Linked DNA regions of Mus musculus: region 1 is linked to region 2. The links are chromatin loops, found by intact Hi-C in ENCODE. Cell type or tissue: left cerebral cortex. All regions are shown on one strand. Each heading gives the region's core, and the rest is flanking DNA. Links, peaks and the distances in the headings are about the cores only. Region 1 holds the start of Vegfc (vascular endothelial growth factor C). Region 2 has its middle 210 kb from the start of Vegfc.

What was found. A loop is a pair of places that touch in the nucleus more often than their neighbours do. Peaks named below come from ENCODE experiments on the same cell type or tissue, not always from the same donor. Only the 100,000 strongest peaks of a DNase experiment are listed, where the experiment ranks them.
Region 1: it touches region 2 in a loop (6-fold over the local background); 9 of 42 quality-filtered maps call a loop at or near these places.

What each region holds. Positions count from the first base shown.
Region 1 is chr8:54,071,463-54,081,371 of GRCm38, reverse strand. It overlaps Gm33153, which reads left to right. Exons shown (of 1, transcript XM_006509526.4): 1 at 1-5,302. The coding sequence starts at 3,599. The coding sequence ends at 4,438. Vegfc (vascular endothelial growth factor C) reads right to left here and starts at 3,840. Exons shown (of 7, transcript NM_009506.2): 1 at 3,447-3,840. The coding sequence starts at 3,593. In left cerebral cortex, for the core only: CTCF peaks have their summits at 1,568 and 4,230; DNase peaks (open chromatin) are centred at 3,539, 3,853, 4,232 and 4,550; H3K4me3 peaks cover 2,049 bases; H3K27ac peaks cover 600 bases.
Region 2 is chr8:53,865,797-53,875,705 of GRCm38, reverse strand. No RefSeq gene overlaps it. Among named protein-coding and RNA genes, the nearest start is that of Vegfc, 210 kb to the left of the region's middle. In left cerebral cortex, for the core only: a CTCF peak has its summit at 5,524 (motif pointing left); DNase peaks (open chromatin) are centred at 5,486 and 6,934.

The DNA.
Region 1 (9,909 bases), core at 746-8,745, 210 kb before region 2:
TGCAGGAAGACAAATATGATCAGTGCCTTGCTCAGCGATCATCAGAGGAGCTTCCTTCTGCCACAGACTAGAGCAAGTACAGACACTAATAGCCAGATTCTATGCAAAGAGAAAGAGACCTTGAAACTTGCAGCCATTAAATGGGATATCTCCATCAAAACCCTCATCTCAGGTCTCAGGGCATCCTACAGAAGAGGCTGAAAGAGGGTAAGAACCAGACCCGATGGAGAACTCCAAGGAACAAAACCCTCTAAATCAACATGAGCAAAACATACAAACTCACAGAGGTTGAAACTGTATCCAGAGAGCCTGCACTAGAGGAGGTTTAAGATATGAAAGGAGAAATGTACACATGACCCTACCCCAAACCCAGAATGAACAAAGGATTCTTAAGGGTGGGCTGCAGGCCCAGCAGTACATGGCTAACAGACCACAAACTTGCTTTGTAGTTTCCTTGTCACATAATGTCACTTATTCATTTTAAACTGTTTCTTGTGCCTTCTCTTGGGCTCCTTCCCTTCCATTTATTTGTTTATTTGTTTGCTTCGTTTTCCAATTCCAATGTATCAGTTCTTGTTTTACCTTATTATATTCCATTTTATTATTATTCCCATAGAAGCCTGTTTGCTTTTTTTTTTTTTTTTTTTTTTTTTTTTTTTTTTTTTTGGTTTTTGAGACAGGGTTTCTCTGTATAGCCCTGGGTGTCCTGGAACTCACTTTGTAGACCAGGCTGGCCTCGAACTCAGAAATCCGCCTGCCTCTGCCTCCCAAGTGCTGGGATTAAAGGCGTGCGCCAGCACGCCCGGTGCCTGTTTGCTTTCTAATAACAGACAGAAAGTGGAAGTTCGAGGAGCTGGAAGGAGTAGCCGGAGGGGAAACTGGAGTCAGGATAAATTATGTGAGGGAAAAAAACAAAACAAAACTATTTTCAATAAAAAGCAAAACTGTTTGATAACCACAGTCTGTATGAGGTATGTCTTCCTTCCGATTTATTCTTTGTCGTAAGTCAATGTCTTTTGTAAAATTTAGTTCTTCATCTCCGAATAAGCAGAGTCTGCTTTACCCAAACTGAGACTAAAAATTATTAGATATGGCAATCAGGTGTTCTTTCCGAGATCATCAGTTGTCATTAGTTTGATAACAAGTTTTGAATGTCTCTTCTTATGGCCACATGATACCATTGCCTTAGTTTTCGACCCTGAGCTGTTTACTTTAACATCCTTCAGAAAGTATTTTAGGACTTTTCATTAAATCATACAGTCATGAAGAAAAGAATAGAAAGGGGAACTTAGTAAATTCAGTTCCAATTATCTGGGTGGCCATGGCTACCACAAAGAAGATTGGATGCTGAGCTTTATACCATATTGGCTTTCCTATATTGTGAATTTTAAATTGCTACATGGGTTTTATTATTTAACAAAATTTTGTGAGAGCTAATTCTATGTATAATTGACATCCTGTGTGAATTTTGTGAAATACTTTCTTAGGATTTAAGTTGTTCCTGGGAAACTAACTGGTTTCCCTCCAGTTCTCCAATATTTGCTAATTGAGGTGCCTTGAAAGGCCACTAGGGAGAGACATGGAGTCTTCACAGCAGTGTTTGGGTCACTGGGTGCAAGTTCCACAGCAAGGATACAGTTTCCCTGAAGGCATCAGTAAAACAAGCTGTCAAAAGTTCTGCTTGCCCACTAGGGAAAGGCTCAGTAAGCAGAAGTATACTGCTCATGAAATTCAAACATACAAAATAATGTTTCCTCTGATAAGTTAAAAAAAGTCATATTACATACCAAATATCAGTTCTTATTCAACATACAATATTTTAAAAAATGATTAAATAAGAAAAGAAACTTTTGCAAACAAAATTTTCAGAGAAAATAAGATGTTTAATGACTACCAATGAGAAGATCCTTTGAAGGTGACCTCTTGGAACACACAACTGAGCTCATACAAACATCCATGCTCTGATACAGTCATTTGGGATTGACCCAGACGTGACAGACTCCTTGAATAAACTATTGGCTTATCTGAAAAGGCTTCTCATTTAACTCAAGGCGTCACGCTTTCGTACTGTAAATCAAAGCCTAGCTATCATAGGCGATGGTGATGTTGTCTGACTAAGTCACAAGTATATCAGTTTGAATTTGCAGAGGCAGAAAGTGAATAGGTCTGGCAAACTTCAAAGGCTCGAATTACAGGAAGTATGATTCTGTCCCGAGCTTTATTTCTGTGGCACTTAGAGACGAGGATATTCTCGTCATTGTACGTATAGTGATAAGCGTGTGCTGAACATTGCAGTTCTCATAATGGACTGAAAAATCTGGTATTTGTATTTTTACCAAATGTAGACACAATGGTAACTTGATATCTTATAACCTAGTCTTGTCCGTATTAAAGTTTTTCTCAGACAAACCTTTCCAGGGAAGGTGGTTTGACCTCTGCACATTCTGTGTATGTTCACCAATAAAGTCAACTGAAAGTTGAGAGTAACACACCCCCTTCTATTTTTTTCCCCCCACTTGCAGTCAGCTACTATAAACCACTTCAGTCTGCTTCCAGCCAGGGGGCTTCGCAGTGCCTTAAACACAAAACTTTTGCAGGAGTTCAAGATCCCAACTATTACGCCAAGTATAAACTTGAAGATGTTATAAACATATTCTTTAGAAGGTTCAAGTGAGAAGTACACAAGATAAGATAACTGAGTCAGACAATCGGAATGTCTTCAAAAGTCCCTTAACGTGTTCAGGAAAGATGCTATTTCTCTTTAAAACAAAATAAAACAAACTAATTGATACTTTGATTTTTTTTTAATCTTATAGCCACTGTTTAGGAAAAGAATTGATAAAGTTTAGAAGATTCCAATTTCTGTTACATCTTGGATTTGACCAAGTTCAAGTTAATTCTGAAATCCAAAACCTTTAAGCCCAGTTTCTAAATTTACTCACACTTTTTCCAAACTAGCTCACAGAGCCTGGGGCCCCTGCTATGCAAACTCCAGGAGCATAAAACTCCGTTGTCTGGTCACACACCCCAGAAGCTCTTTGGAGTCCAAAACCAGCCAGGAAAAGAAAAGAGCATTTCCTACAGCAATGAAATTCTCTCTGGAGCCATGCCACTGGGGCAGGGTGCAAACTCCTCTGTTGGCAGGAGACCACTATGAAGGAGAAGGAATCTGTGTGACTGAACACCTCTTGGGCCCTTCCCTCCTCTAAGTTGCTTTCCTTTCTAGTAACAGCTTTCCACTGGGGGAGAGAAAAAAAGAAGAGAAACTTTGCTCCAAGCAAGCGTGCACCAATCTCTAACTTTGGATCCAAAGGTTAAATAAATAATTATGCACACACACTCCACGGCAGGTTCTCTGTACACCCAGTAAAGCCAAGCCCACACACAGTCCAGGACTTGGGAGCCTCGGATCCTCAGCCCGACCCGACGGGGTCCCTTGCACCTACCTTGACCTCGCCCCCGTCGGGCTCCGCTTCCGAGAAGCCCAGTCCCGACTCGAAGGCGGCGACGGTGGCGGGCGCCTCGCGCGGACTGGGGATCAGCGCAGCGGCGAGCAGGGAACACGCCAGAGACAAGAAGCACAGCAAGTGCATGGTGGATGGACCGGGAGCAGGGAGGCCGGTCCGTTGGCTGGCGCAGGCTGGGGCGTGAGGCTGAGGTCCTCTCCTGGTCCCTGTCCCGTGGTTTCCTCCCGGGGACCCCCCTGGGCGAGCGTCTCCCGGGACTCGGCGGCTCGCAACTTTTGCCCTCGGCTCTGGCAGCCCTCACGGGGGAGAGGCTCCCGGGTGTCAGGTACGAGCCTCACAGGAAACCGGACATCCGAACTGCCCTCGGTGGCGGCCCGCGAGGTGAAGCGAGGGCGCCGGCTCCGCCGATCGCGGTTTTGTTTTTGGTGTTTTGCAAAGAAGAGGGGGTGGGGTGGTTAAGCCCAGTCACCCCGCGATGTTCCACTCGTCCCGAAGAGCCCTCGGGTCCCTCGTCCCCCCTCCTCCCTCCCCTCGCCCGAAGTGAAAGGAGCCGGGCCGCGGGAGCCGCGGGAGAAGGCGGTGGTGGCGGCGGAGCCGGGGGGCGGGAGGAGGGCGGCGGGGCGCCCGGCGGCGGCGAGGCCCGCGAGCTCCCGGGCGCTCGAGCCTCCTGCGCGCGCGGGGCCGAGCGGTGGCGGTGGCGGCGGCGGCAGCGGGCGCAGGGGCAGGGCATGACTGATGCGCCCTCTGCCTGCGCTTATGTGAGAGAAAGCGGCAAGAGGGAGGGAGCGTGCCGAGCCCAGTCAGCCCTCCCCTCTCTTTCCCTAGGAAGCTTGCTCCCTCCAGCCCCACGCTTTCCTCCAGCCCCACCTCCATCCACTCTCCTCGCTTTCCCTTTCTCTGCCCTTCTCTCTGGGCTCTGCTGGGGTGTCGGGGTGGGGAGGCAGGGGCTCAAGTCAGGTCTGGGGGCTTGACTCTCTCTGCAGGACCAGTTTTAGGGGCCACATGACTGAGCTCAGCTGCTAGAAAGATGGGGAGGGGGGAGCAGGTACAGTGGGTAGGAGACGCACGCTTTGGCCCTGGCAACCCCTTGTGGTAAAATCCTTCTCCAGACATTCTTTATCCTGAGAAGTTTGGGACCAGCCTGAGACTTCTAAAACACTTCAGAGAAAAAGATCAACATTATAGCAGAGACCTATGGGGCCATAGTGCCCTTCCCAGCACCACCACCTCCACTGTTTTCTGGTTTACTTGAAGCAAGAATGCAAAGAGGGACATCTCAGAATACAGGGCAAGTCATTCATGCTAAGATCTTAGTGATCTTCCGGAAGACCTAAAGTTCCATCTGAAGGACAGATGGTCCAGAATCTTAAAGAACATTGATAGAGACACACCCAAACTGTATCTGCAAGACACACCTTCCATTTGCAAGAGAAAGAGAATGAAATGGGACAATTTATATGCTGAAAGAGCAAACAGCAGTGATGCATTTATTCTCTGGAAAAGCACCTAGGAACTCTGCTGTCTTCCTGGTGATGGCATCTGCTTTCCTGGGCAGGTGGGCAGATGGCAGAAGTTCCACTTAAGCTGCATCAACAGCATAGAGACATGAAAGGTCTTGCCTATTCAAAAACTATACTAAGTGCACTAATGTTAAAAAGCCACAAAATTGTCGTTGGAGGAAAGACGTTTCCTTGTAATTCAAATAATATGATCTGGAGGTCTCCTTGCCCAACATTTCCGTGAGTGCTTAAATACCTCTACAAACAGTGAATGCCCCTTGCCCTGACTGTGCTTCCCTTTATTGAAGACTGACATCATTGAATCTTCCAACTACCCATTGCTTTTGACTTTGGTATTTTGCGTACTTCGTCTAATGTAAATTCCACATGTTAGCCCCTCAGATATTTGGAAATATCTGTCACGTTCTCCCAGGGCTACTTTTCCTACCAGTGAAAGATTCCTTTTTAGTTTAACCCGACAGTTCCAATTATCCTCATCCATCATGCTAAGTTTATCTTCATAAAGTACGCCGTTCAGAACATGGCTCCATACTTAAAATACCCCAACGAAGCATGCAGAAAAGGAGGGGTCTTCCTTGTCTAGAAAGCAAGCATTTGTTGACATAGCATTGGACCAAGTTTATTTTCTGGCAGCCAAGTCATGCTGTTGATGCAAAGAACTCTTAAAGTTGACCAGATTTCTCAAGAAATCTGCGTGTGTACTAATATTTAGTTATGTCTGCACTACTCTGCATTTGTGGCAGGAGTTGTCTTCTGGGCTCTAACTTGTGTCTCATGGTTTATCATGAGGAAGTCTTACCTTGCCACAGACGGCCCCTCACAAGTTGCTAAGGCAATTTGGGAACTTGACATTTTCTGTATGTTCCCTTCTTTCTGTGTTCCTGTTGAACTGGCTGGATTTTGACTCAAGTAGAAATGGAGTGTCCTTGGAATCTTGTCTCAGTACAGTGGTTCTTAACTTTTATTGCACTTGGAGTCACAAAGGGCGGTTGTAAAACCAGATGGTTAGGCATGCCACCAGGATTTAGGGAATTCTGGGAAAAGGCTTGGATGTCAGAATGCCTCAGATAGACAGCCTACACTGAGAACTGTCACACTTTTCCATCAATCTCAGGATTTAGCATGGTATGAATACCATAAAAATCAGCAAAATTAACATGTATCAAAATGAATTAGTGGCAAACTTTTTTTAAGATGGTTAGCACATGCACTCCACTTACATATATTTATCTTCCTGTTGCTAATTACTGTTTTCTGTAAATAAAGTCATAGCAAGACCTGTTTAAATAAAAGAAACATCAGTTGTCTTTAAAACCAATACAGTAGGGCTGACCATATAGCCCAATGTTAGAATGCTTACTTACCATGAATGAAGCCTAGGGTTTAAAAGAAGATATCACTATTATTATGTATAATAGTTATTAATAAACATTATTTAACAACATACTTTTTTTAAAAGTTGCTAGGGATTTTCCCCCTGCTTAACACCTAAAAAATTAAATAACTATTACAGATTTTGAAGTTTAAAAATATCTTTTTTAAAACTGTTTTTTGTTTTAATTTTTTTTCTATCAATGACTTCCTGCAAGATCTTTTAAGATCGATTACTACTGTTATTTTTAAAGCACTTCTAAGGGAAAGAGGGTGTCATGTAACTGTTTGTTTTGTTTTATAGAAACTATTACTCTGTTAGTACAAACTAGGATGGGAGAACTGGATAACATTTGCATAGTATCTCCAGTTTCTTGTAGCTATTGGGTTTTTAAACTTTTTGACGATAGCGTTTAATCAAAAATTACTATATGTCTATGTCTGCTTCTTATCAGAGTTCCTGAGTCTCCTCTAGGCCAAATTCCAACACCTGTCACAAGTGGTAATGATGCAAGAAAGGAAATTTCCAGTGTGACCACACTGGGAAGATAGTAGACCTTGTACTACTGACTAACAAGAGTTTCACCCTTATACAGGAGAAGAAAGGCCTGGTACAAGAACTATAGTCAAGCAATCTCAATCAAGCTTGTTCGTGCATTTTATTATTTAGGTTGTTTCTACTTAGAGGTTCTGTTGGCAAAGCAGAAATCATTATTGCTTGCAAAGTCACTTTAGTTTGCACTGGGCCCTGTTCAGACACTTAAGGTTGGAGATGACCTTGATTCCATCAGTGGAGTAATGATTCTCATGTGGGACCAACATTTGTTCCCATCACTGAGTGAACTGGCCTGTAAGATTTAACTGTTTGGGGAATCTTGGAACAACTGGTATCTTTTTTTTTCTTTTTTCTTTTTTTTATAATATTTTAATTAGGAATTTTCCTCATTTACATTTACAATGCTATCCCAAAAGTCCCCCATACCCCTCCCCTCCACTTCCCTCCCCACCCACTCCCACTTTTGGCCCTGGCGTTCCCCTGTACTGGGGCATATAAAGTTTGCAAGTCCAATGGGCCTCTCTTTCCAGTGATGGCCGACTAGGCCATCTTTTGATACATATGCAGCTAGATGTTATCCCCTTTCCTAGTTTCCTCTCTGAAAATCCCCTATACCATCCTCCCTCTCCCTGCTCCCCAACCCACCCACTGCCCCTGGCTTTCCTGCCCCTGGCTTTCCCTATACCCGGGCCTAGAATCTTCACAAGACCAAGGGCCTCTCCTCCCATTGATGGACAACTAGGCCATCATCTGATACATATGCAGCTAGAGACACAAGCTCTGGGGGTACTGGTTAGTTTATATTCTTGTTCCTCCTATAGGGCTGCAGACCCCTTCAATTCCTTGAGTACTTTCTCTAGCTCCTTCATTGGGGACCCTGTGTTCCCTCCAATAGATGACTGTGAGCATTCACTTCTGTATTGGTATCTTTATCCTTGGATGAGAGGTTAGATAAATTTAAGACTAACCGATGTTGTTGCCAATTTTTAGGCAGGTATCTCTTAAGAGGTCATTAACAAATCTGTATAGTACTTCAGTAAGAATATGACCCAAGCATAGAGGATGGCTTCAAGCCCTAACAAACAGTGATTTCCGTGCATGCTTTATGTGCCTTCATGAGCCTTAGATACAATGTGCATGCTTTAACATTCATTAGATTCTGTCCATCTCCTTTAGTTTAATCTGTATCCAATTTCAGTTACTTTCCTGCTTCCTTGATTTTATTTTGTGGTTGTAATTCAAACTTTGCTAATTGAATGGTGAAATAATTTTCATTTCATGAGTCTAGTCTCTAAGGAACACAATTTAAATATATAAGTTTTGATCTTGATTCTGCTTAATCTATATTTGCAAATTTTGATCTCTTTTATTTGACCTTTGTTAATGTTTTTGCAAGCAAGTTTAAATACTCTTGTATTAGTCACTTTTCTGTTGCTGTGATAAAAATCCCATGACCAAGGCAATTTCTGGAAAAAGAATTTATTTTGGTTTATATTTCTAGAGGTATAAGGGTTAATTGTGACTGCAGCAGCAGGGTGTCAAGAGATTGCATCTTTAACAGAAGTAGGAAGCAGCAGATCAAAGCGAAAGTGGAAAGTCACTGAGCATCAAACCCCAACTCTCACCATGGTGACATATTTCTTCCAGCAAGCCAACTCCACCTGCACCTCCCAAACATCACCACCAACTGTGAATCAAGTGTTTACTATGGAAGACAATCTCAAACTACCTCATTCCACTCCATGGCCCCATTGGCTCATGTCCATTTAATACTAGAAAATGCATTTATTCCTACCTCAGCATTGCTCCATGGTCTTTAACAGTTGCAACACTGTTTAGAAGTCCCAAGTGTCTTCTAAGACTGGAGCACTCTCTTAACTGTGGCATCCTGTAGATTACCTACTGATTACCTGTAGATTACCATCATACAGGGGAACAGAATGTACATTGTAATGGCAAAAGAGCAATGGAGGAATCGTGAGGAAAACCTGGATCAAAGCAAGACCAAACCTTAGCAGGGCAGACTACAAATCTTGCCACTCCAAATGCAGTGTCAACAAGGGTTAGATGCTTTTGCCCCTCCAACTTTGCAACTTACAACACACAGCTCTCTCTTGGTCTGGTTCCACTTTATAGGCAGATGATTCAAGGCTCTGGTATCCCCAACATCTTTGGGTCTGAAACAGATGATTCACTTTCACAGCTTCATATAGTGGCCTCACAGAGTGTCCTTCATACCTACACTCTCCTGTCACACACTACACAGCCTTTGTCAATTTCTGAAACCAAGAAGGCAGAGTCCATGACCCATCTGCTCCTATATCCTTCATGCTTCTAAAGTCAACAGCATGTAGACAACACTACCAACTTCAGTTTCCAGCTTGAGATGAAGCCCTGGCTCCCTCTGGACCACAGCATCTCTGTGCTGACCCTGAGGAAATATTCCCCGAAAGATTTCACAACAATGATCCTGGCCTCTTATTAATCACAGCTGATTCTGCACCCCTAGCTAACTATCATCAATTGTCCAGTCATGCAAAGATTTCATTTCCACAGAGCCTGAATCCAAAATATCACATAGATGGCTCTAAGAGTATTTACTTACCTCTCAAAGTTTGCAAACCAGGCCTCCATTGTCAACATGTCTCCTAATGTCCATATCTTACAAGCTCATATAACAATTCATTAAGCTACAAGCACACATAACCCTTCTCTAGCCCAAAGATCAGAAGTTATGTCATAATTGCCCTGAAAAGAACAACATGGTCATGTCCAACCTAACAGTTACTTCACTCTTGGCGCCATACCTGTATTAGTAAAGGTTCTATAAAGGTCCACAACTAATAGAATGAATATGCATATATACATACATATTCATATATGCATATATATATAATTCATTAGATTGGCTTTCAGGATGTGGCCTGAAGAGTCCAACAATGGTTATCTCCCACACCAGAGAAGCCACATGTTATTCAGTCCATGAAACCTAATT
Region 2 (9,909 bases), core at 1,299-9,298:
TCTTCTTTCTTCACATCCTCGCCAGCATCTCATGTCACCTGAGATTTTGATCTTAGCCATTCTAACTGGTGTGAGGTGGAATCTCAGTGTTGTTTTGATTTGCATTTCCCTGATGACTAAGGATGTTGAACATTTTTTTAGGTAATTCTCAGCCATTCATTTGAGAATTCTTTGTTTAGCTCTGTACCCCATTTTTAATAGGGTTATTTCATTCTTTGGAGTCTAACTTCTTGAGTTCTTTGTTTATATTAGGTATTAGCCCACTATCAAATGTAGGATTGGTAAAGATCTTTTCCCAATCTGTTGGTTGCCTTTTTTGTCTTATTGACAGTGTCTTTTGCCTTACAGAAGCTTTGCAATTTTATGAGATTCCATTTGTCGATTCTTGATCTTACAGCACAAGCCATTGCTGTTCTGTTCAGAAATTTTTCCTCTGTGCCCATATGTTTGAGACTCTTTCCCACTTTCTCCTCTATAAGTTTCAGTGTATCTGTTTTTATGTGGTGGTCCCATTCCAACCAGGCCATGCCTTCCAATAGCATCACTCTCTCTGAGCCTATGGGGCCGTTTTCACTCAAACTACCCCAGTCTCTAATGTAAGCAGAGATGGTGAGACAGTTTCATGGCTGGGGAAAGTCACCTTTCTTTCAGTGTTGATCTCCCACTACTTTCTCTGATTTATTCCCAGCATGAAAAGAGACATATGAAAGAAACACCTTTACCTTTATGATGGCTGTTCTCACTGTGTGACTACTCACCAGCCACCATACCACAAAAGGAAGACTATACTTATGCAAATGTATGAATATTTCCTTAGTTTGACAAAATATGCAGCATATCCCAGTGGGAGATGCAGAGCCAGGAACAGGGATTGCACAGCATCTGTGCAGACCCAATAGAATGAACGCTTTCGAGAGAACCTAAGGATGATCTTGCAACCCAGGAGACACCTTCCTGCAGAAAGTGACTTCTTTACTAGAAATATCTAGATGAAGAAGGTGGGGAGAGAAAATAGTGGTGGAAGGAAGTAGATCTGTTCTTCTGAGCCTCAGTGAACAGAATCGGACCAATAGTTCGGAAAATCATCCAATATGGCCTGAGGAAAAGTTTGAACTGAAGTAAGCTTAGAATAAAGTGTGAGCTGAGGCAAGCTTAGAACCAAATAATATAGAGAAGCGTAAGACGCATTGAAAGTGTCATTTTGCATACTTTAGTAGGTGGCTTAATCCCTGGGAGCTCTGGGGGGGGGGCGGTCTGCTCCAGCCACATATGTAGCAGAGGATTGCCTTGTTGGGCATCAATAGGAGGAGACGTCCTTGGTCCTGTGAAGGCTGGATGCCCCAATGTAGAGGAAGGTAAGGGTGGGGAGGCAGTAGTGGGTGGGTGGGTGGGTGGGTGGGTGGGTTGGGGAGCACCCTCATAGAATCAGGGGAAGGGAAAACAGGAAAGGAGATAACATTTGAAATGTAAATAAAGAAAATAGCCAATAAAAGAAAAGAAAAAATGATCAATACATTAGTTGCATTCCCAGCTCACAATCACTGTATATCTGCAATAAGTGTCTGTAATTATGTAAAATATATTTATAGTCTACAAAAAAAGTGTCATTTTATATGTTTCAGGACACTTAACCCATCTAGTAGATTAAAGACTATATTAATCTTTGAAATAAGATAGAAAAACTAAACTCTTAGGAGATTCTAATATCAGGCCTCGCTAAAATCTCCAAAGACCAGAACAGGCCTCCAGAGGACAAGTTGATGACAGTGGCTGTGGAGGCATCCTTTCCCAGCCAAGGGTAAGTCCGTGGAGCAATCCATTGAGAGCTCTTAGGTTTTTCCTTCACTGACCTTCCCTGGGTCATCTCAAGCAGGAAATTGTTTCTAGGTTATAGTGATGCTATGCTGTCATGTGTCTGACTCGTTGCCCAATGGTGTAACAGACTTGAGTAGTGAGTTGTTCTGCAGCTGCTGGTATTCTCATGTCAATTATTGGCTTCTCAAGATGTGCTTGTTGCCAAGAGCAGATCCTCACCACACCAAGTGAAGGTATGTGAACCTCACTCCCTAATTTAACTCGTCAGTAAAATCTAGAGCCTATGATTGGACAGTGGACAAGGAAAGGTGGCACTTGAGGAATGAGGGAAGGGGTTGCAGGTAGAGGGAGAAGAAGAAGGAGGCAGAGGTGGAGGAGTCTGCCATGAAAGGAGATGGACATTAACCATCTGGCTAGGGGAAACAAGTAACAATGACCTTTTTTTTTTATTACATATTTTCCTCAATTACATTTCCAATGTTATCCCAAAAGTCCCCCACACCCTCCCCCCCCCCCACTCCTCTACCCACCCATTCCCGTTTTTTGGCCCTGGCGTTCCCCTGTACTGGGGCATATAAAGTTTGCCTGACCAATGGGCCTCTCTTTCCAGTGATGGCCAACAAGGCCATCTTTTGATACATCTGCAGCTAGAGTCAAGAGCTCTGGGGTACTGGTTAGTTCATAATGTTGTTCCTCTGATAGGGTTGCAGATCTCTTTAGCTCCTTGGATACTTTCTCTAGCTCCTCCATTGGGGGCCGTGTGATCCATCCAATAGCTGACTGTGAGCATCCACTTCTGTGTTTGCTAGGCCTCGGCCTAGTCTCACAAGAGACAGCTATATCACGGTCCTTGCAACAAAGGCTTGCTAGTGTATGCAATGGTGTCATCGTTTGGAGGCTAATTATGGGATGGATCCTTTATAGCTGGGGAATAGCTCTAAACCTCCCCAATCTAGCCTTATGTCTTGTAAATAAAATACCTGGATTGTGTATGTGTTGTTTGACCTTGATAGGATTATAAATTCTTTTCACAGGTTTGTCAAAGCCAAACTTCACTACTTCCTTTTCTAAAAGGACAGATGCATGTGCAGGGGATGTAAGCTCATAGTCTCTTTCTTGCAGGTGCTTATGGACTCACTGTGGACAACTAGAGGTGGTGTCTAGTGGATAGCGCTGAAGAAAGATTTAACTGCATAGAGTTGGGTGATGACCTTAGTACACCCACTCTTTGTGATCCAGAAATGCTTCCTAGAGGCAAAAGAGGTACCTGAGTCCCACCAACTACTGAAGCAGCTCACATGCCAAGAGAAGAGGAGTCACTGGTAACTTGGAAGTATAGTGGCACCAGCCCCAATCTGCCTCCTTTTAGATTCCAATTGTGTGAGAAAATAAGCTTCTGTTTGATTAAGTCCTGCCTGCCAGTTCCTTGTACATGCAGCTGAAAGCAGTCATAACGAAACCAGCACTTTTCTTTGCCATTTAACTGAGCCCTTTGGTATCCTCCCCCCCCTGCCCCGTTTTATTGAAGTAGTAAAATGAGTGTTCTTTAGAGGAACAAATAAGTTATCCACCTCAGTCTTCTAAGCTGGTTTTCCTAAGCAGGGCTTTGTGAATTAAACATCCAGGGTTATATCCTCAAGGGCTCCTCTGAAGGCAGAATAATATATCTCCGAATTAATTCACAGGAATGAATGCCTGCTGCCCTCTCTGACCGTGTACAGTTTACAGAGGCACAAAGAGAGAATCAAAATTATTTGATTTTCCAAGGAGACAGACTCTCCCATTTCTTCAGAATAATGGTAAAGGGAAAAAAAAAAAGATAGGATTTAACTCATCAATTAAACTTAACATTCTTCAGTTGCCTAAGCAGGCTATCTATATCAAAGAACTTGCTTGATGTAATACAAGCCTTTCACAAAACCTTGGCCCTTAACCTACTTTATCCCAGCACAAATTGATAAGCCGTTCACTCACTCATTTATTTACTCTTTCAATAAACACTTAGTGAGTACTTGTTCTAATTGTTTGCTTAACACTGATTGTTAGAAATTAAAAGCAGGCAAGACTCATCCCTGACCCCAAAGAAGATGCAGCGTGTAGGGGGAAGGAACTTTAACAAGAGGCAGACACAGCTTAGTGGCAGATATAAGTTAAGACTCCTTATGCTGCTGAAACCAGGGCTTAGCAAAATGCCTCAGAGGATGGTGCAAATCAAAAGTCCCCACTGGTACCTGCCAGGGAAGAAAAGACATCTCAAGCATAGAAACACGTTCAACAGATGCACATGCAGGGAACAGAAGATGATACACAAAGCTGGAAAACTATTGAGAAGAGTGTTGGAAGTTCAGACTATGCAAATAGACAAAAAAAAAATGACCACATTGCAAACAATAGTACAATCAAATGTAAATGTGTATTTTACAAAGATCCTGGAAATTTTTAGCATGGATAAATGAGGGATACCTATATAGATTTTGAAAAAATTATTTACTTTTGTCATCAAAGTTTGAAATAATGAAACTTTTCACCTCTTAGGTTAGGAGTGAAAGTCTGATAATAAAGAACAAAATTATTAAATACAAAGTTAGGAACCTAAATGATGATTAAAGAAATAAAATTAGAAGGCTCCCCTCTTAACTCCCCTCCCCATTCCCTGAATAAACTCTATTCTATACAAAAAAAAAAAAAGGAGAGATCTTCATAGAGAGATATTTTAAATCTGGCTTTTAGCTAGACATTGATGTGGTAGAAGGCAAGTTTGGGAAGAAAGAGTGGTTAAGTTCACACCCAACCTATGCCTTGCAGGAAGGAAATGCCTTTGATATTCTCAGGATATCCTGAAATCATGTTTCATCTATAAAAAGAGAATCATTGTTTCTTTCTTAGAGATCACTTAGCTAACAATGCGTGCACATTGTCTAACACGGTCTGACTGGATTGTGGTTGATGTCATCACTAGCATGCCAGTAAAGTTCCCGTGAGAATTTCCTCCGCGTTTGCTGGAGAGGTGGGAAATATTGGACCTTGGTGCATATGTGCTTGTTCAACATGGGCATTCCCGGGTTGTTGGCCACATTGAATTAATCCAATGGTAAGAGAGTTACAGAAAAAAAAATACCGAGTCTTACCCCTCTTCAAAGATGACAATCAAAGAAATAGCCATTTATAAATGACCTTCAAGAAGGCAAATTTCTATAAATTATCTCATTTCACTCTCTAGTCCCTTGAAGCGTTTGATTTTGCTGTGAATTTAACAAATAAGAAACTGGAAGTTTAAGGACAATAAATGACTCCCGAAGGCTCAGATGGGCAGCAAGACGAAAATGGCATGACCACAGTGTTATTTGTGTTTTACTTTTGATGTTTATTCTCCCCCCACCCCCAGTTTACCAAACTTAAATGGAAAATCAATCAAACAAGGCCTCGGTTCTGTATGGTAGCATAACCAGAACACGTCGGAGCCTTAAAACAAGGCTGGGCACAATTCATGGAATAATCAAGAGTCCCAGGCACTCTTTATATGTCACATATAATTTTAGAAGGCTTAGGGAGGCTGAAGTTTTCGCCACAAGAAAGACTGATGTTCCCCTTACAAAATGAATAAAATAAGATTTTATGTTACATTATGGTTCCCTTATCCATTGACAAAGTCACTCCAGGATACCCTGTCCCTGGGCCTAAGCAGAGGCAACAAGAGGGTTACCGACTGCCCTCTGTTGGACACAGTATGTAAATGCATTGCTTACAGCAATTTGGTTTTCTCATAATGTAAACAGTTTAATTCCACCCCCCGTTTTTTATTTTTTTTTCATTTTGAATATCATGGTTTCATTAACCATAATGATGTTAATTTGTTTTAATGGTAGGAGGACCAAGAAGGTCAAAGTAACTAAAAGGAAATAAGCATAGGTAATAAATCATGAAATGGACTGACACCATTCTCTTTAGCACTGTAGTCTACAAAAGGACAAATTGTGATCATTATTGTGCTATTGAGTCACTTGGGAATTTGGGAAGCAGAGAAGGTGGTAATGGAGGAAGGAAAGAAGAGGGAGGAGGGGAGACATTAAGGCTTTCCTGATTAAGTCAGGGCTTCCACAAACACTGTTTTGGAAATCACTAATCTTCAATGCTATCTCCTTTCCTTCAAAGTTGGTATAAAAAAACGTATTAGGTGAGACATTTTCACTTTTTGCTGATATTCCTTTGCACCTTTCTAATCATAAACTATCTCCTTTGCCATCTCCAGTCTCCATCGATCCTGTGAACACTGTATAGTGCTTACACAAATAGGATCTTTGCTACTTTTGTACATTAATAAACACAACATATAACATGCATCTTTACAGTTCCTAAGGAATTTTTCGTGTGCATTGATATTTTTAATCATTACCAAAAGTGAGCAAGCTACCAGCTAAAAGCATTTTTATAGGATACATAGGAAAGTAAGCCATAAAGGCTTGGACAAGCTAAGGACAAAACCTCACTTAAAATTTAATATGTTTACTCAAATCTAATTCTCACTTTGCTAGGTACTCTGTCACCAGAAGCGTTTCTCCAAATTCTTACCCCATATGTTTTCAACTAAGAAACGAAGGCATGCTGAATTGTGGAAGTGCCCCCAGGAACCTCTAGTGAAACTCCAGGGAAAACTCCGGAATGTTTTCTCTGTTCTTCACAGAAAACCACCTGACACTATCAGGTTTGTTGTTTGTGCGTCTTGGGACTCACACTTTGACCAAAGCAAAACTGTTACTCTAATTCCAATCCATCATTACCCAAGACTTAACTTGAATCAGAATTCCCCTGACAGGGCACACTTAAGAATTTTCCTGGCTAGAAACACATTTCTTTACAGTTTGATATAGAATCCCAGAGATTACTTCTGACCAAAATATCACCCCGATCCCCTTTCCTTCTCTGACTTATTTATCAAAAGGTAAAGAATACCCTTGTATTATTTAATGCCAAAATAAAATTTCTAGAGGAGTCTCTGAGATAGAGAAACATTTGCTAGCAGTTTTGCTTTGTATTTTGTTGAGAATGCTTGTTTCTTAATCCTTTAAACTTCTAAGTCTCAGAAAACTACAGCAGCATGGGTGTTCAGGGATATGAGTGTAGGAAGTGTGACTTTGTTCTAAGACTCGTGTGGTCTGAAGCTCATTCTCCCTCAACTGAAATTAAAAAGTAAGGATGGGCTTAACAAGCCTGTGCTATTCTGCTGTAGTAAAAAATAAATTAGCTAAATAAGGAGTTTGACAGTTTCAAAGAACAGGAAGATGCCTTCCTGGTGCATTGATTTTATTGTTACTTTTTCCTTTATATCAAGGAAGACATAAAATATTAATCAAAATTTAATATCTAAGTCCAAGCAAGAATAAGTCTATACTGTAGCACAAACTTGGATCAGCACATTCTTCAAATAAATCAAAACTCTGACCCAGAATCTGGGAAGTATTGCTTAGCGGTAAAGTTCATGCTCAGCCCATTTAAGGCCCCAGGCATAGCAATGCTTCTTTTTCTAGACGCTATCTATAATTAACAAATAAATCATGTCTTAGAAACTTCACAATACAAATCTTAGAGTGCTCCCCAAAATGTTATTATTTAAAACGTGGTCTAATATTCAGAATAATTGTCTCATACAGAAAAATTGGATAAAACACACATACAGCATATGCATGCACCCCATACCATCCACAGATGTCATGAATGGATACATCTACTTAAAATAAAGACATACTATCCAATAAAATATGATGCCAAGTATAACAGAAATTTAATAATATCAACAGACTTGTGATTGAAAAAAGTGTTCAACTATAATTTACATTATAATACTATTTGACTCAAGAATCTTTTAAGTACTCTAATCTCAAAGTACATAGTATTTAATATTTAAAATCTAGGTTTTATTTGCTATAATTCCTATTGGGTTTGTTCTTAAAACTAAGACAAACTTTTCTCCCCTTGGGGTACTCTTGCCTCGTCATTTGTCAACATTAACAACATATATTTAGTATGTCTGTTGTTCTTCAGTGAAATATCTTTTCCATTAAAAGGATAATTTCTTATCTATTTCTTCAAGAGAAAGAATCAAATATCTGCAGTAGTTTTCTAGGCACCTTCTTGTAGCCAGTCTCCAGTCACTCTCTAGAATTTTCCATTTATGTGTCCAGGAGCTGAATCCTATAAACTAAATTAAAGCAAATGTTGTTATGGATGAGCTTGGCTGGAAAGTTGGTGTGCCCACAGAGGTGAATAGAGTGTGGCTATAAAGTAATTTTTCATATTTTCTCTATATCCTTCCTGTTTTGTTTGGAGAAAACTATTTCTTCCATTCCCTTCTTTAGTCTCATGTTTAGAATGGGGCCATTACTTTTTGCTTCAAAGCTTGCCCTTTCACCACAAGGTAATGGAACAGTGTGAGCTCTCAGTTCAGAGCTAATGATTCCAACTCTGAATTCTGAAACTGAGAAAATATCCAAAAGATGTTTCTACAATCTCACAGGACCCATAATGAGATGGTTTGGGGCTTCATGCACATCACGGGAGAATGGTGACAGGTTGGCCACTCACATAAATTCAAAGCTGGTGTTGTGAGACTCTTGGAAGTTCCAGTTAGTTTAATTTCCTCAGCTCCTGGTGGCACATAACTTCAGTTGACCTTCTGGTTGGGGTGAGAGAAGAAAACTTAGAATATGTGTTTGCATGATCCTTCCTGGAAGGAATGTCCCTTCACTGACCAGTAAACTCTTGGTTCAGTAAAGTGTTTAATCTTTAATCTCATAAACTAAGCTGAATGCCGTGAATTAATGGGTTATGGTAGTTTTTATTTTTCCACTATACTTGATTGATTCCCAGATATTTGGATGAAAGCAACATGTTGGGTATGATCTGAATCCCAGGTTGAATAAAACCATCAGCATTCTACCACTAACTGGGAATGATGCCTGTGACACAAGTCCCAAGTAGGTTCACAATGTGCATGAAAATTGTCCTGCTACTTTGTAAGCCCTCCTTCCTAGCCAAATGGATGGACCTGGAGGGCATCATCCTGAGTGAGGTAACACAATCACAAAGGAACTCACACAATATGTACTCACTGATAAGTGGATATTAGCCCAAAACTTAGGATACCCAAGATATAAGATACAATTTGCTAAATGAATGCAACTCAAGAAGAATGAAGACCAAAGTGTGGGCACTGTGCCCCTTCTTAGAAATGGGAACAAAACACCCATGGAAGGAGTTACAGAGACAAAGTTTGCAGCTGAGACGAAAGGATGGACCAACTAGAGACTGCCATATCCAGGGATCCACCCCATAATCAGCTTCCAAACGCTGACACCATTGCATACACTAGCAAGATTTTGCTGAAAGGACCCAGATATAGCTGTCTCTTGTGAGACTATGCCGGGGCCTAGCAACACACAGAAGTGGATGCTCACAGTCAGCTATTGGATGGATCACAGGGCTCCCAATGGAGGAGCTAGAGAAAGTACCCAAGGAGCTAAAGGGATCTGCAACCCTATAGGTGGAACAATATTATGAACTAACCAGTACCCCAGAGCTCTTGACTCAACTGTATATGCATCAAAAGATGGCCTAGTCGGCCATCACTGGAAAGAGAGGCCCATTGGACACACAAACTATATATGCCCCAGTACAGGGCCAAAAAAAAAAATGGGAATGGGTGGGTAGGGATGTGGGGGAGAGGGTATGGGGGACTTTTGGGATAGCATTGGAAATGTAATTGAGGAAAATACATAATTAAAAAAAAGAATATAGAATATTAAAATTTGATTAACTTTTTAAAAATATTTTTTTACATATTTTCCTCAATTACATTTCCAATGCTATCCCAAAAGTCCCCCATACCCTCCCCCCCCCACTTCCCTACCCACCCATTCCCATTTTTTTGGCCCTGGCATTCCCCTGTACTAGGGCATATACAGTTTGCATGTCCAATGGGCCTCTCTTTCCAGTGATGGCCGACTAGGCCATCTTTTGATACATATGCAGCTAGAGTCAAGAGCTCCAGTGTACTGGTTAGTTCATAATGTTGTTCCACCTATAGGGTTGCAGATCCCT